2 separate regions of the Homo sapiens genome follow, and region 2 is linked to region 1. A link is a loop called in an ENCODE intact Hi-C map of the cell type or tissue named here. Cell type or tissue: breast epithelium. All regions are shown on one strand. Each heading gives the region's core, and the rest is flanking DNA. Links, peaks and the distances in the headings are about the cores only.

Region 1 (8,331 bases), core at 302-8,301:
CATGCACACACACACTATCACTTCACCCCAGGGTCACCCAGCTTTCGTGGCATCTGAACTCTGCCCCTGTCACCTACAGACTCTCCTGGCGTCCCCCCGAGTGCAAACGCTCATCACCTGTTTAGAGGATTCAGCTTTGTGGCCTCAAGCCTGATCCAGGAGCCCTCACAGCAAGATCTGCACAAAGTCCCAGTTCACCCAATCGTGCAGGTAACTGTGTTTGCCTGCAGTGGGTTGGGGGTAAGAGGGCACTTGGATGATGGGTGACTCTGGTGTTCCCTGTGGCCTCAGTCACCCGGGGGTTGGGTGCTTAGGATGGGTGGACTTTAATCACCAATTCTTCCCTCACACTTCCCATTGTTCTGAGTGTCTGCCATGGTGGTCCCTCGTGGTTATCCCCCATGGCGGTCCCCATGATGATCTCACGTGGTGCTCCTTCATGTGGTTCCTGTGATGGTCTCACATTGTGGGCCCCCATGGTGGTCTCCAGTGGTGGTCCCTGTGACGGTCCCCATGGATACTCCCATGGTGGCCTCCTGTGGTGGTCCCTGTGGTGGTCCCCATGGTGGTGTCCTGTGGTGGTCCCCATGGTGTTCCCTGGGGTGGTCCCTTGTGGTGGTCCCTGTGGTGGTCCCTGTGGTGGTCCCCATGGTGGTCTCCCAGGGTGGTCCCTGGGGTGGTCCCTGTGGTGGTCTCCCATGGATATTCCCCATGGTGGCCTCCTGTGTTGGTCCTCATGGTGGTCCCTTGGGTGGTCCCCTGTGGTGGTCCCCATGGTGTTCCCTGGGGTGGTCCCTCTGGTGGTCCCCATGGTGGTCTCCCAGGGTGGTCCCTGGGGTGGTAGCCATGGTGGTCCTCATGGTGGTTCCTGTGGTGGTCCCCATGGTGGTCCCTGTGGTGGTCCCTGTGGTGATCTCCTGTGGTGGTCCCTGTCGTGGTCCCCATGCTGGTGCCTAGGGTGGCCTCCCATGGTGGTCCCTGTGGTGGTCCCCCTGGTGGTCCCTATGGTGGTCCCCGTGGTGGTTCCCTGGTGGTACCCGTGATGGTCTCCTATGGTGGTCCCTGTGGTGGTTCCCGTGGTGGTTCCTGTGGTGGTCCCTAGGGTAGCCTCCCATGGTGATCCCTGTTGTGGTGGTCCCCATGGTGGTCTCCCTGGTGGTCCCTGTGGTGGTTCCCATGGTGGTCCCTGTGTTGGTCTCCATGTTGGTCCCCATGGTGGTTCCCCGGTGGTACCCATGATGGTCTCCTACGGTGGTCCCTGTGGTGGTTCCCATGGTGGCTCCTGTGGTGGTCCCTTAGGTGACATCCATGGTGGTTCCCATGGCGGTCCCTGTGGTGGTCTCCATGGTGGTCCCTGTAGTGGTTCCTGTGGTGGTCCCTGTGGTAGTCTGTCATGGTGGTTCCCATGGTGGTCCTCGTGGTTGTCCCATGGTGGTCCGCGTGGTGGTTCCCATGGTGGTCCTCGTGGTTGTCCCGTGGTGGTCCCTGTGGTGGTTCCCATGGTGGTCCCCGTGGTGGCTCCCATGGTGGTCCCTGTAATGGTCTCCGTGGTGGTATTCCATGGTGTTCTGAGCCCTTGCTCCTACCCTACTTGGCATTCGTCTTAAAGAGGGAAGGTAAAGCCCTGGGAAGAATGTCACCATGGTGTCTATGGCCAGAGACTGGAGCATCTTCACTGTGTGGAGCCCAGCCAGGACCCTAGGGTAGCAGTTTAATTTGTGGGCATCATTTTCCCATGATGAAATGGAATCTTTGGGAGGTCTTTGGAAGGTGGTATTTTCATAATGAGTTTCCCACCTAATAAATGTAACCAGAATACAGAGAATTCTAAGGGGTTAAACTTAATTCTAATTATGATTAAACTTATTTAAGAATGAAATCCGGGTAAGTTGAATGGCATTGGATTTCCATCCTATTTCCTTCCCTGGCCTTTGGAGAAATACAGGTGTGTAAAGTAGACGTTGTCATGACAGTGCAGGCTGCCATGGTGGCTTTCTGTCTTAGTTAAGAGCGGGTGGGTGGGGCTGCTGCATGCAGGTCAGAGCAGGCTGTGACTTGGACACCATGGAGTCAGATTTCCGATGAGATGTTTCCATCCAGAGTCTTGCTCTGCACACAGGCATTGGAGCCACGCACCCAGCAGCTGCCAGCACTTCCTTTTCACTTTCACATTCTCCTGCTCTCAGATCTTTGCGAGAAACATACCAGCCAGTGGACACAGAACGGCCTGGTGTCTCAAAGTTAAGAGTCATAGCCCAAGGAATCAGAGAAGCTGGCATTTAGGTCAAGAACATCACTAAGTAGCTCTGCAGCCTTGGGCAGGGGGACCCATGAGCTCCCAGGCCTCCACACACTCAGTTCACAGTCGGTGCCTCTCTTCGCCCCACATTCTGTGTGCGTGTAGCTGCACCGTCCCCTCGTGTGAGGGTTCCGACAACTCTTCTTCTCTTGGTCCCTCTGCAGCAGTTACACGGGAACAACATCCACTTCACCGATGGCTACGAGATCAAGGAGGACATCGGGGTGGGCTCCTACTCAGTGTGCAAGCGATGTGTGCATAAAGCCACAGACACCGAGTATGCCGTGAAGGTAAGGCAGGCCTGCTGAGTGAGCAGGGCCCTGTGTGAGTGCAGCGCGTGGGAGCACGTGTGGTATGTGGGAGCACGGAGCATAGGAGCATAGCAGGGCCCTGTGTGAGTGCAGCGTGTGGGAGCATGTACAGCACATGGGAGCACGGAGCATAGGAGCACAGCATATGTGCTCACGTGCTCAGCTGTGCAGTGACTCCAGCAGGGACACCTGAGCCTGAGTGAACATTCTCTCCATTTGCCATTTTCCAAGCTCTGATATGATGGAGTTCAGTTTGCTTTGATATGAGGTCACCCATTAAAAGGTAGTTTTGCAAATCATGAATATTTTCAGTCATATGTACCACGCAGGGACTGAGCACCTTTCGTAGCTTGGTGTATGACATACACCAAGAGCAAAAGTTTTGGGCCCCCAGTATTTTGAGAAAACAGAGTTGGGGGACAGGTATAGAATTTGGCAAGGAAAGGAAGGAAAGAAAAAAGGGAGGAAGAAAATACTCAAAGAAATAAATAAGCTTGTATTACTTACAACAAACTTTGGCAGAGAGCTAATGGTTTTACTCCCAACCGTCAAGAACAGTATAGAGAAACAATTCTTTGTAACCCAATTTGGCAATCTCTACATAGTAACTTTAGCTTTCGTAATTGTTGCTGCTTAAATATTTGATCTGGGAATCCAGAATACCAGTTTCTAGAGATTTTTGGTTAGTAAAATGTGGATTAAAGGTAAAGCTTCCTGCTAAAATCAGAATGAAATTTATGTTAAAAAAAGATACATTGTACATCCTCTCCAAAAGACAGCAAGAGACACTTGAAACTCTGCCCCTTTCCAGTGGAGCCAAACCCCAGGCTGTCGCAGAGCGAGGTCCCAGCCTGTGTTGCCATCATGACCAGGACCCTCCCGGCTTATTCCCAGACACGTCTGTAGCACACGGTGCTACGCTTGCCCTTCAAAGAACATCTGCCCAGCCAGCAAGTCGTGTAAAAAGAGTAATTTTCATCAACTGTGATTCTCCTACACTCTGAAGAGATTGTTCAAAATAATGACAATGTTGAGATGACCCAGTTCCATCCTCATTTGCCCAGAGCTCCACTGACATTTTGTGAAAACAGGTATTTCAAAAGGGTAGATCCTCAAGCATGGCCTGGGATCCTCAAGCATATTCACTGGGAACGTCTACCGTGTTTCTTGCACTGGGAAAACGCTTTGCTGTCATAGAAGACGCCAGCCGAAAAAAAATCTCAGGTCCCTTGATTTTGTTTGGGTCAAGAATTTATGGATTATTGACAAATTTATCTTGAATTTCTCAAACAAAAAAAGAAAGTTTAAATATGGAGAAATAATCAATTTGTGATTTGCTCTGATACCATCTCTGTGTTTAGTCTGCCCAGAGTCTTGAACACATCCAGGAAGGGTGAATGGAAGGAAATAGATCATGATTTACAGTTCCTGGAACTGTAATTGGGTGGAGACTGCAGCGAGGGTTACTGTCATGGTAGAATGTCCACCCGTGGTGTGAAGGGCAGGAGAAAACCAAGTTTTGTTATGAAGTGGTTGCCTCTGCAGCCTGGGGCGCGTAGGCTTCATGCGTTTCTAGGATTTGGATTGTTGAGATTGGTTTGTCCTGCTCCTCCATCCCATTGGGAGAGTTTTTTAAAGGAGCACTTAGATGGGCGCCTACCATCTGCATACCCAGGTGCCGTTCCTGTGTCCAGATGTTCCAGTGGTGAAGAGCAGACCTGTATTCTGCCTTAGACAAGAGAATTTCACTTGTACTTTGAAACGTATTTCACATGTGCTTCGTAAGCCTACATAGGCTCCTTGGAATTTTTTTCTGCCTGAGTCATTGCTCACAGGATTTCTTTAGATTATTTACCAGGTGACAGACAGCAATCCCAGAAACAATCACTGCTTCCCAGTGAGCTCAAAGAAACAAGCCTACGGTTTGGTCAGCCCAGCAGCCGCGGTGCCCTTCCAGAAACAGCCTGCGGATCAGCCCCCATTTTGTGCCTCTGCAAGTAAATCCCCCAGTGACGAGGCGATGGTGTGTTTTCTCCTAATATTCCCATATCCAGCTCTTATATGGACACTGTCTGAATTCAGCTTTGTTACACAGCTTAAACTCAGTCCGTCAGTCCTCAAAGATCTTGTTGAGGTCAAACTCTGTGGAATTTCAGCAACAGCTCTCGGGGAGAGAAGCCAGGCACTGTGGCTCTGGCCGATGGTAGAAGAAAGAGCCCGGTCTTCCTGTTTCTCTTTCACAAACCCTGAAGTTCCCTGGACAAAGTTGGCCAGCAGACATGGCAGGGATTTCCCTTGTCCCTTCTGAGACTACAGTGGGTAATAATGTGTAGTCTGGAAGATGCATAAATTAACCGAGCACGGGAAGGTGCAGCCCCATGAACGGCCCGGGACTTTTTAGAGAGATGTGGCTCGTGGTCCAGAAGGCTCCTGTGACCAGAGCCACTTCAGAAGCACGTTTCAGCCGGTCAAGGGAGCGGTGACAACAAGTTCAATTATCTGCAGGTAGACACGGTTGTTTGGATTTCCTTCCAAGATGGACGAATTGGCATTTCTGTGCAACGAGCTTGTTATTTAGAATGGGTCCACTTGTTACCAAAACTGCTTTGACCCAGTGCAGAGCACTGTGCGGTTTTGTTTTCAGCATTTCCAGGTGGAATGTAGTTGAAATACTTTTGGCCTTTGTCTGTATCTGCTGACTTGTTCATGAGAAGCAGCATCCCCACCTATTGATGGACTAAGAAACAGCAAAGTTCGGTGACTTCTAACATGACCCAGAACTAAGCATGTGGCAGCTGATTATCTGATGTGTGAGTTGGATCTCAGCTCAGCAGATGTCCAGCCGAGATTGTCACTAGAATCCGGCTTTACCACTCCCAGTTGCCGCTTGAGCCGTATACGATCCCACCTACCCCTGGCTCATGGATACAAACGGGGTCTGCTTCAGAAGCAGTCCCGTCACAGCCAGACAGGGCATCCTCCCATTCAATGGCAGGGATGACCCAGAAATGTCCCCACCGAGTAATGACAGAAAGAGAAATGCAGCAATCTTTAGTAAGCAATGAGGAGAGTGACCAGAATCGATGGATTCTGCCCAGGGCAGTCATATTCATTTGGGGTAACTGTGGCCCCCAGGGGACACTGGCAATGTCTGGAGACTTTCTGGTTTTTCCAGCTGGGACAGGGGCTCCTGGCATTGGTGAATACGGGTCAGGGAAGCTGGTTAGCATCCTGTGTGCACAGGACAGCCCCCACAACCTGCTGCCCCAACGAAAGGTTGAGAAGCCCAGCCTCAGCATCCTTGTGGGTGAGAGCAGGTCTCATGTAGATAAAGGCCAGGAGGTTGATATTTTGGAGATGGGGATGGAGTTTTTCTTCTTCATTGAGTTTCTGGTGAGTCCTTTAGCAACAGGATGATGACCGACCAACAGCTCAGTGTTCCCCACGTGCTGCGGGCAGCCCCCCACCCCCACCCCACTGTGACTGGGCCGTGACTTAAAGTGCAGGTCCTTCTAAGAGGAGAGTGGGGCCAGCTCTTCACCTCTATGACGGTCAGGTATGGAGGTTCATAGTGAGTATGGAATCATAGTACTTCTCACATTCTTAGAATATCATTATATTTTGCTTTAAGTTATTTCTGCATTTTTGCAGGTTTCTAATTTTGCCACCATAATTACCCTGAATAACGTAAACTACATTTAAGGTTCTACTGAAACCAGTTTACCTGAGTAAATCAAACGACAAGATTGTTCACTTTGCATTTATTTTCAGCTGCATTTTTAACTTGAGTCCCTGCTATATGCTGGGTACTCTGCCAAAGGTTGTGGGAAGTGACAGCTAGAATCGGTCCTAAAATTAGGACTAAAATTAAGACCAATTCTAGCTATCGCAGTCTCCAACACAGTGCCCAGCTTAGAGCAGGGGCTCAATTCACGTGGGCTGAATGACAACCTGGATTCCCAGGCTTGTCCCTCCCTCTCGACTTCGGCAAACAACACTAGAACGTCCAAGATCCTTCACTGGGGCAGTCCGGCCTCGGGCGGGAAGACACCGACCCTCTTCCTTCTCACGCGCACGGCACTGTTTCAGGCTGGACTTGATGCAGCGCATTCTGCCGGTGCCCCCAGCCAGTGCTCTGATGGTTGAATGAGAAAAGCTATTATGTTCCCTCAGCGCTTCCTCTTCCTTTTATCAGACACATTGTAGGTGAACAGATGTGCCCTACTTTCTAATAACTACAAGCCATTTTATTGGGACAAAACAGCTAAGTAATCTAATGGAAAACTAAAGTCCGCCTTTGTTTTTATAACCAACCCAGGGAGACTAGTGGTGGGCGATGAAGTTGTATAGGGCTTCAAAATAGCATGACGGATGGCTGCATTGCTGTCCGCACATTAGGGCACCCTTCATTTAAAATAAGATTAAAATAGAAGTGACTATTAAGTGTTGGAGGTAATCGTGATCCAGGAGGATTAAAAGGAAGGGGAGAGGTGTATTTGAAAGAAAAAATAATATTCCTATTCCATCAAAGATGCTGTATTCACTTTATAAGAATTGAGAGAGGGAATTATTTGTTTTTATTTTATTCTTAGGACTTTGTTGCTTAACATAATTAGGTACATATTCTAGATAGTGCTGATTTGTATAAATGGAAGGATTCCTGGCATTATATTGGTGGGGGAATATGTAAATATATACAGTTGGCCCTTGAACAACACGGGGTTGAATTGTGAGGATCCACGTATGCAGATTTTTTTCAGTAAATATACTGGAAAATTTTTTAGAGATTTGTTACAATTTGAAGAAACTCACAGACAAACCACATAGCCTAGAAATATTTAAAAAGTTAAGAAAATGGTATGTCAGGATGCATAAAATATACATAGATGCTAGTCTATTTTATCATTTTCTACTATAAAATATACACAGATTTATTATACAAACTTAAAATGTATCAAAATTTATGTGCTCAAGCATAGACCATACGTGGCGCCATTTGCAGTTGAGATAAATGTAAACAAACATAGATTCAGCATTAAATCATAGCTGCAGCAAATTAACTGTGGCGAATATGGCACTACCGTAAGAATTTCACAGCAGCCTTCCATTGCTGCTGTAGTAAGCTCAGGTGTTGGAAGGATCCGCTTTAAACGTCCTGTGACACTCCTCGTCTCCATGTGAGGAGTCTGTCTCTCCAGGGAATTGGGAATAGCAGTAAAAAATGGTATCTTGTGGTTCTCACATATTTTTCACCGTGTTTAGTGCAGTTCCATAAACCTTGAATAACACCATAGAACCACTAAGAAGTCCCGTGCCACTAGGGACGCTGTGAGTGCTCCCAAGAGGCAGAGAAAAGTCATCACATGACCAAAAAAAACAAAAGTTGAATTGCATGATACGTACCCCAGGTTGAGGTCTGCAGCTGTGAGTGCCCCCCTTTTCAGACAGACGATCCATCTTGTGAACAGATGGCATAAACTCACTATATCCATAAATACAGTCCCATACACTAAATGTATTTTCTCTTCCTTATGATTTGCTTAGTAACATTTTCTTTCCTCTAGATCGTATTATTACAGAATTATATACTGTATTCTTAATACAGTATATAATTGTATAATTATTCTTAATACAGTATATAATTATACAAATACAAAATATGTGTTAATGGACCGTTTATGTTACTGGTAAAGCTTTAAGTCAACAGTGGGACATTAGTTA
Region 2 (8,331 bases), core at 1-8,000, 170 kb before region 1:
ATCTTCATTTAAAAGGCTTTCAGAGAGAGACTCAGTCCTAATGTTTTCATACTTGATTTTATTTATTTTCATTTTTTATTTTTTTAAATAATGAGAAATTTCTAAAGTTCCTTCTTTTTTTTCCTCTCTTTTACATTTATGCTTGGCAAAACTTCTCTGAACATACTTGATTTTAAAATAAATTTTACGTCCATAACCCAACATTTGCTAAACCCTAAGTGACAGAGAAGTCAGGTTACTTAATCATATTTGGAAACAGTTTATTAATTACAGATTAAAATGAAATTCACTGAATATTTTTGTCCTCTATCAGCATAGAACCAAGTGAGATGGCCAAGTTGTTGACTCTGGCAACTATAATTTTGGGGGTTTCTAGAGGAAAACTGGGTATCTTCCATAGACTTCCATGGGTGTGCCCCAGAAAGGTGTCAGGTCTCAGTGACCGCAAGACCCTCATCCCCAAGAGAGCTCTGCTTTCAGGGCATTGACAGTATTGCCTAAGAACCACGACACATTGCTGGGCAGAGTAACCTGCATCTCATTCAACAGTCCACTTCATAGATGAGGAAAGGGGACACTGGCCCATTTGCTAAGCTGGAGTTACCGTCACCTGGCTGGGATAGGATACCCTCTGAGTGTCTGGCCTATGAGTCACTGCACTTATCTACAAAATACGTTACCCATGCCAGTTGCCTAATGAGCTAAGGTGGCTTTGAGAGCAAGGAAATGCACCACCCTCACCGTCCTAACTTAGCAGAACCATAGGTCCACTGAGCTGAAAGGAATCTTCTCCCCACTCAACCTTTCCACACGCCAGTAGAGCCTCAGAAGATGGGATGTGGAACCTCCAAAGCTTAGTTTGTATTTCTTCCAACAGGGAATGTACATTTAAACTAATTAAAAGTGAGATTATTAACTCAAGACTTCCACCAACTTGCTAAAGGTGTCAATATGCAAAGTCATTTCATTTAGGAAGCAGTTATTAGTTTGGAGTTACCAAAGCCAGAGGGTTCTCTTTGGTGACCTATTATTTGAGCTATTTCAGCTGTAACTGGCATTTCTCCTGAAAGACAGTAGGGAGTGAATGAGGAAGACAAAATGCGAGACTCTACCTGGGATATTGCTAGTGATGAACTGCTGAGTGGAAGGAGAATTTCGTTTTATTTATCTATTTGCTCAATTGTTCATACACTCAAAAGATTTTAGCACATACTGTGTGCATTGTGCTAAGCAACTGGGACATAAAAATAGGATCCCTGCCCTCAGTGAGCTTAATGTCTAACAATAGAGGCAAACAAGTCAAAAGAAGCTTGCTATCAGGGTATAAGTGCTGTGAAATTATTGGCAGCTTTGGATTTAAATGGTCTGATTAGATCAATTGTCAATTTATTTCTATTTCTGGTGGTCACAGATCATCAGAATTCATCTATCTGTACATATAAAGACATTTTAATTGCTCATCCCTTTTAAGGAAAACATGGTATCCTAATAAAGGAAGTGTGAAGGGACTCTTAGCAAGCATCAGGAACAATATTGGCTCCAGTCATGGATAAAAAGAAAGCTTCCTGGAAAGTTTACCACTAAGGCTTATTCTTGGGGCATGATAGGTGAGCTCTTCTTCTAGATCTTGGGTGGTTTCCAAGAAAACCATTTCTAATTAAGATAATTTTCAGGTACTCTCAATAAATGCTCCCAAAGAAATTATGTTTATCTTAATTTTATTGGATTTTCTGACAGCCAAAAAAAAACCACAATAAATAGTCCATATTAGTGAATACTGAATTGGAATTTGTTCTTCTTTTTGCTCCTTTATATACTCATTTTAAAGACATTAAGCTTAATTCCTTATTTGTGGTCACAATTTCTGTGATATGCCTTATGCTTGGAATTTCATTACATACTTTCTCTCTTTACGTTCAGGAAAAATCCCCGAAATAGTGTTGTTGTTTTTTTAAACGATGTGAAAAGACAACTAAACGTAGTGAGATTTTGCCCCTTTTGCTTTGCCCGTCCTTTTCCGTAAACCCACGTGCTGACTGTCTTTGGCCACACCCAGCACAGCAAAGACTGTTCAGACTATTTTTCATGCATTCAGAAGTAGAAGAATGAAGTGGAAGCCCATTAAATAAAAAAGGAACTATGTTCACATCCTCTGACTTACCATTTACCTGGAATTTCATTCTGTTTCTCACATGTGGGGCAAATAGTTTCTCAGAAGTGGCAATTTAATAGTGGGTGGGAGAAGTATGAACTCTCTGAGGCAGCTTCCAGGGCTGCTGGCTGTGAAGGGGAAGGGGAGGAAAGAGGCTTTAGGGCTGTAGCTTCAGGATGAAGGCAACGTTCGGGTCAACCAGAGATGTGTGCGGCCTTGGGGACCTTCAGGGAGCTGCCAGGAGAGTGCTCCTTTGATATGGGGGACCAGGATGAGTTTACTTTGTATGACGTGGAGTTGGTAACCAGTAACTTAGCCAGAAATACTCTACCTTTTTTGCTCCAAGGATCTGTGCTTATTAAATAAGCAGAGCTGGTCTAAGACTAGCAGCATTCTCTAGAATGCTCTGCTTTTATTTCTGATTACACTGAATTAGGTTGTGTTGCATTTTCTCAGCGTTTTATGTTTGCTGATATATTTTCACTAGTAAAAGCTATTACATTGAATTCAAATAAGTAAAAATTATCAACAAATAGGCTGTTAAGCTACAGTGTGATTTAATCAAGCAAATGGATCAGACACAAATATATTCCATATGAAATACTGTTAATCACATCTGACTTGCAGCTGCGTGAGAAGCCTTGCCTGCTAACTGCTTAGCTAGGGGAAAATAATGGTGCAGCTACAAGGAAGCCGGAGGCACCTGCATATCAGGGCGTGGAGGACAAATGTGCGTAACCATACACCTAGGATTTATTACCAAGCAGGCCAGAAGCAGTGTTTCCGACCAGCCAAGATGTGTACCTGTTGTTATGCAGTCATTTGCATATGTTATGCAGTCATTTGCATGCGTTCCTGGAGATCAGTCAGAGGGTGTTCCCAAGAATGCTACTGATATGAGAGCCCTACCTGATTCCATTCGGCGAATGCTCCCTAGCCAGTCTTCCTCTATGAGCCTTGGTGTGCAAAGCTCCCCAGGCTGGGTGGTTTGCCCTTGCCTTGCCCCGTGGAGGTAGGATTCTGCAGGCATGGAGCAGGTGGTGTCCCTGTTTCCCTCCTGCCCCTGCTCGGTGCCAGTCTCCTGCCGTGGGAAGTGCCTGACCTTGCCGGCTGCCCCTTCTCCCAGCCACCTCACACTGCCCTAGTGTTCTTGCTGTCTCCCTTGCCAAACCACTGAATCCTTCTGAGCACCTGTCTCCCCAGCTACAAAATAGGGGTAACCCTGTAATAAGGGTTATCTGCAATTTATTAAATGCTTCATCAGTGAAATGTGCCTTGTCAGGACAGCTTGCACTTGGCATCCGTGGTGTTGCACAAAGCTGACTTTGGTGAGACCATATCTGTAAAGGTTCTTGCACTACATTATGGGGGAAAAATGTTTTTTCTCTCCTGCCAGCCTCTTTCCTTGCCCCTTTGAATACACATCTGTTTCTAATTAGTATTATCACCATGAAACTAGCTTTTCCTAGGTTATAGCTATGTTAAGTTTATATACAATGATGGTTTAATCTTTGATGCTGTCATTTTAAACATAATTCGTGGTAATAGCCCCTCTTGGAAAACAGACTTGTTTTCCACGCTGTTTCTGGCATCAGCCCACAAGGAATGGCTGAGTGGGGACTGTTGGGAGAAAGGAGAAGGCACTGGTAGAAATTATCTAGCCTTTTAGAGAAAAGAATTGTTTCTTCTTTCAGTTATTCTGTCTTCTGTATGAAATTAGCAAGATTTTTAAAAAATGAATCAAAGATTAGTACTTAGGTATTGGCCAGTGTATTTCCTCCTGTTGCCAAAGAAAAGAAAGGCTTGAATGAGATTGACAAATAAGAAAAACAGGCCTCATACCTGTGGAATGATTCGTATGCTGTAGTTTCACAATCTGAATTTTCAGATGGACATTAGCCAGAATGCAAGCCTGGGGCCTGCTGTGGAGAGCAGTCTCTGCACTCGAAGTGCACGGTAACATTCTTTGCACCAAGACATCTTGGCCACACATCCTGCCAAGGGCCTGTGGGCTTGCAGCTTTTACTCATTAAACTGTGAGGCCAAATTTATAACAGGAGGAGTGGGGGGATTTTACTTTGAATGACTTTGTTTTGGAATGGTTATGGTAGAAATGCCCTAGCGACTACTTAAGAAGCTCGCACAGGTCCCAATTTTAATGCTCTCAGCCCAGGATAATTGCAACTAGTTCTCTAGAACTAAGGTCAGATATCATATTAGCTTCCAAATAGTTTTACATCCATAATATCATGTGGACAATCTTTCTGAGGGTGAAAAACCAAGGAAGCCTCTTGTTCTGAACTGTGGGTAAAACACAAGAGGAGCAGAGAAGATGGCTTTGAGAGGACTCTGTGTGAGAAAAGCTGGGAGCCGGGCAAGGCTGGGAGGAGGCAGGAAGCCCAGGGGGCTCTGCAGGCCCTCCACGAGCCTTAAGACTTCAGGCCACATGGCCGTCAGCTCCTGCAGGCACCTGGGGCCCTGGGCTCTCTGTCACAGGGTCAAGCCCTGGAGAGACTGCTGCGTTCTACACTATGCTTGCAAAGGTGCTACGAGAAGCCCTCTTGCCTGTAACTTGTTAAAGCAACTCTGTTGATTGGTTGACTTTGAACATAGCGAAGGAAAGAAACACAGACAAACAAAACAACTTTCAAAAGAGCATTTATTTTTAGAACACCTTTGACTTCTTGAATTCTTCTTGGTTTCTCATCACTTCAGGGACTGAACAGACGGGCTGCGGGAATCAAAGTGGTGACTATAGCTGACTGCCTTCATTCCAGAGAACCCGAGACACAGCATGAGGTTGGGTCTGTCTCTTATTTCTAGATCTTAACAAAGAAAACGCATGGATCATGATGTGTGACTCAGTCAAGTCCTTGTAGAGTACAACCCAACAAAGAAGTGAAAAAACTTTGCTGATGGCATCGATGGGAGCCCATACGCACAGGGCTCGTGCGCGAATCTGATGGCATCGATGGGAGCCCATATGCACAGGGCTGGTGCGCGAATCTGATGGCATCGATTGGAGCCCATACGCACAGGGCTTGTGGGCGAATCTGATGGCGTCAATCGGAGTCCATATGCACAGGGCTCTTGCGCGCAGCGTCCAGTGTGTCTCTCAGGGTTGTAAGCGTCTAGACCTCTGTCCTGATGTCTTCCTGAGCGCGTCGTACTGCGGTGTCAAGGCTCATGACAGCAGAACAACAACTGATGGAGGGAAGGGAGTGTGACCTGCTAAAATGAGCTGGCCACAATCACTCTGTGTGCGTGAGGCAGGAGAAGAGATGTACGTCTGAGACGCTCGTCCTACCCTCCCGAAGCTTGGATGTAACGGAGGTGATGGGCATTTGCCCGAATTGCCATGGGAGTTATAGAGTAGTGCCCGTGTTTTCATTTTACTATCTCCACCTCCCACTCAGCCAAGGCCTCTCACTGCCTGTGAGCCTGATCTTCTAGTGATGGTCAATCTTTTCCTTGGTCTCACCCCTGCCCACGCTGACCTCCCTCCAGGTCACCTCTCTACCCCAGTGATCTTCCCTTCCCTGAACTGTCTGCCCCTCAGTCCATTCTCAGGCCCTACCCATACCCCTTCCACACCCAGGCCTCCTGCTTTGCATGGCCCTGAGCTTCTCAGGGGCTTGGACTCAGGGCTGTCTCTTAGGGAGACTCTGGCCCAGGGACACTTGGATCCAGACAGGATTCGGGAAGAGAAGTTACTGTCCGTATGTGACTGTGGGTATAGTGGAGCTCACTGCATCTGAGTCCTAGCCTAGAGGTGGTGGTTCGTGTTCAGATCACAGAAGAGAGGAGTGTGCTGCACAGAAAGCACATTGAAGGTTTCTTCCCTGTGATGTGGCTTGGCCACCCATGGTGGGAACATTCTGGAGTTTCAAGGCTTGGTCACCCACAGTGGTATATTCTGGAGTTTTAAGAAGTGTCCTGAATCACAGGTCCCCTTGCATGGCCAGGCTCCGAGTCTGCAGAGCTTCACGTTCTCTCAGCCATCCGGGACAGAGCACACGGGTTCTCCCCAATGGTGTCATCAGCCTGGACCCCATAATACTTCTTTGCTGTGTGTGAATTTACAGAAAACCTCGGGCTGATTTGTGGTCTGTGCCGCTAAAAATGCTGGTGAAGCTTGTGCAGAAGGAAGGTGCCGCAGGCTGGACTTGGCGTTTGCTCGGCAGCCACAGACAGCTGTGGCTGTTGCGGGACCGTTGCCCCCGAGCCATGCGTGGCCATTCTCCATGTAATTCGCAGCTTCTAGGTTAATATGTACAAAGTCCTTGGAGGTCATTTAGGACATTTTATCTTAGGAATTAGCCATGGACTGACTATTCACTACGTGCCTAAATTATCAGTAGGACTTGGGTGTAGAGGGTTAAAATGCAGACAAAAAGTGGTGCTTACCTGACGCCAATGGAGGAGGAGGTCATTAAAACCGTCGCGTAAGTCAAATTACTCAGAAGCCACGAGAGAACCACATAACAGCATGAGGTGGTGCTGGCATTGGGTTTCTTACTAACTACTGTTTGGCCTTGAAAAATTTTCTGTAGAAAAAATGTCTAATCTAGGCTCACAATATAGCTGATCTAGTGTTATCTTACAATAACATTTTTGGGAAAAAATCCCCGAACAACTTTGATTACTTAAAAATTTTTAAAAGCAACAAAATATCTTAAAAGATTGAGAAACTATCAACATTTTTTAAAATGCACAGATTTCCACATGTATTAATGCTGGTAATTTTTAAGAAATAGAAAAACAGGAAAAGTCAATAAGGATGTTTGTTTTAAAAGCTGTTGCTTCTAGAATAGGTTTTATTCTAGGAAGATGGCCTTCGTGACATTGCTGATAGAGATTTATAGTGAGATTTAAAGTCTTTGACTCCTGACGCTGAGTTTCTGTGATGAATGACTTCCCTCTGCACATTCCAGCCTGTGACTGCCTTCGGCCCACGATGGAGCGGGCGCCCGGCACCTTCTGTCAGGCAGAGCCGGGCTTCTGTCAAGGGCTCTCCTGTACCTGGACCCATGAACCTTCTGGGCTCAGTTCTTTCTCCCACATTCATTTGTTCCTCTTCCTCTTGGGTGTTAGGGGCCTTGGCGCACCTTAGATTAGGAGAGTCAGGCACCTGTTGTCAGGGGCCTTGGTGGCTCTGGGCTAGGTCAGCACTGTGGCTCCTGCTGGGCAGCCCCCCATGGGCACCACAGTGGGCTCACTGCCCCTGTGTGAGCCCAGGTCTCTAGGGCAAAAATCCTGCCACACCCACATGTGGCCATCAGGCCCTGCTCCCCAGCTGGCCTGACACCCACATGCAGCTCAGAGCTGTGGGCCTGGGCTCTGGCCTGGCAGAGGGAGGATGGATGGGAAGGATGGACCTGCAGCTGAGAGCCTTTGGAGCCATTTTCCGGAGTCAGGGTCGGGGGTTCTGCATGTTCATCTCCCTCTCTTGAGCCTGGCTGTCCCTAGGCTGTAGAAGGTGCGCCATGCACCTACCGGAGCTGTCCGCAACTGTACCGTCATGTATGTGAACACGTGTTGCTGGACAGGAGCGACTCGGTTGACATGGCCTCAGGCAGGCATGAGAGCTGCTGCTGGTGAGCAGGGCGGGTCCCGTTAGTGGTGGTGGTGATTTCTCCTGCAGCTGGTGAGGGGAGCTGTTGCCTGTGATCCATGCGTCGGGGTTGGGGCTTTGGAGGTAGCCCCCATGTTGTGAATTCTGGCTCTGCTATGTGGCACTCATATGACTTTGGCAAGGTCACCAATGGGAACTTCTTGAGGCTCAATTTTCTTCTCTGTAAAATTAGTATAACATCTGCCTTACAGGGTCTGACCCGTAATAAATGAAACTCCAGAGTGCTGGGGGGCTCTCAGGTGGCATGGCAGGTCAGCCGGGGTGTGGTCTGACTGGCACCTTCTCCCCACTGAGGCTGCGTCCCTGCACCCACACACAGTGGGTGGCAGGGTACGGCAAGAGACACGGTAGAGGCCTAGCGCAGGGACTGCTGTTACAGGGATTGGGTGTCTAAAAAGCGTCGTCATTTAGGCTGAATTCCATTGAATGAGAATGACTGCAGTGAGGCCTGTGTATGCAGGGAGATGTCTCCCAAATGCAGCAGATCCATCCCCTTGTTCACAAAGGGCAAAGAGTGGGCGGGAGTCCTGCGCTGAGTGGGCAA

What was found. Hi-C counts contacts between places; a loop is a spot of excess contacts. Peaks named below come from ENCODE experiments on the same cell type or tissue, not always from the same donor. Only the 100,000 strongest peaks of a DNase experiment are listed, where the experiment ranks them.
Region 2: a loop joins it to region 1, with 21 times the contacts of the local background. A loop is called at or near these places in 6 of 110 quality-filtered maps.

What each region holds. Positions count from the first base shown.
Region 1 is chr6:166,442,982-166,451,312 of GRCh38, reverse strand. It overlaps RPS6KA2 (ribosomal protein S6 kinase A2), which reads left to right. Exons shown (of 21, transcript NM_021135.6): 13 at 80-210; 14 at 2,464-2,589. Among named protein-coding and RNA genes, the nearest start is that of RPS6KA2-IT1, 18 kb to the left of the region's middle. RefSeq lists an enhancer at 1,093-1,759. In breast epithelium, for the core only: no CTCF peak of the experiment used is centred there; no DNase peak of the experiment used is centred there.
Region 2 is chr6:166,615,838-166,624,168 of GRCh38, reverse strand. The region is part of intron 1 of RPS6KA2 (ribosomal protein S6 kinase A2); the gene reads left to right. Among named protein-coding and RNA genes, the nearest start is that of RPS6KA2, 7.2 kb to the left of the region's middle. RefSeq lists enhancers at 2,722-3,222, 4,883-5,649. In breast epithelium, for the core only: no CTCF peak of the experiment used is centred there; a DNase peak (open chromatin) is centred at 4,098; H3K4me3 peaks cover 452 bases; H3K27ac peaks cover 5,191 bases.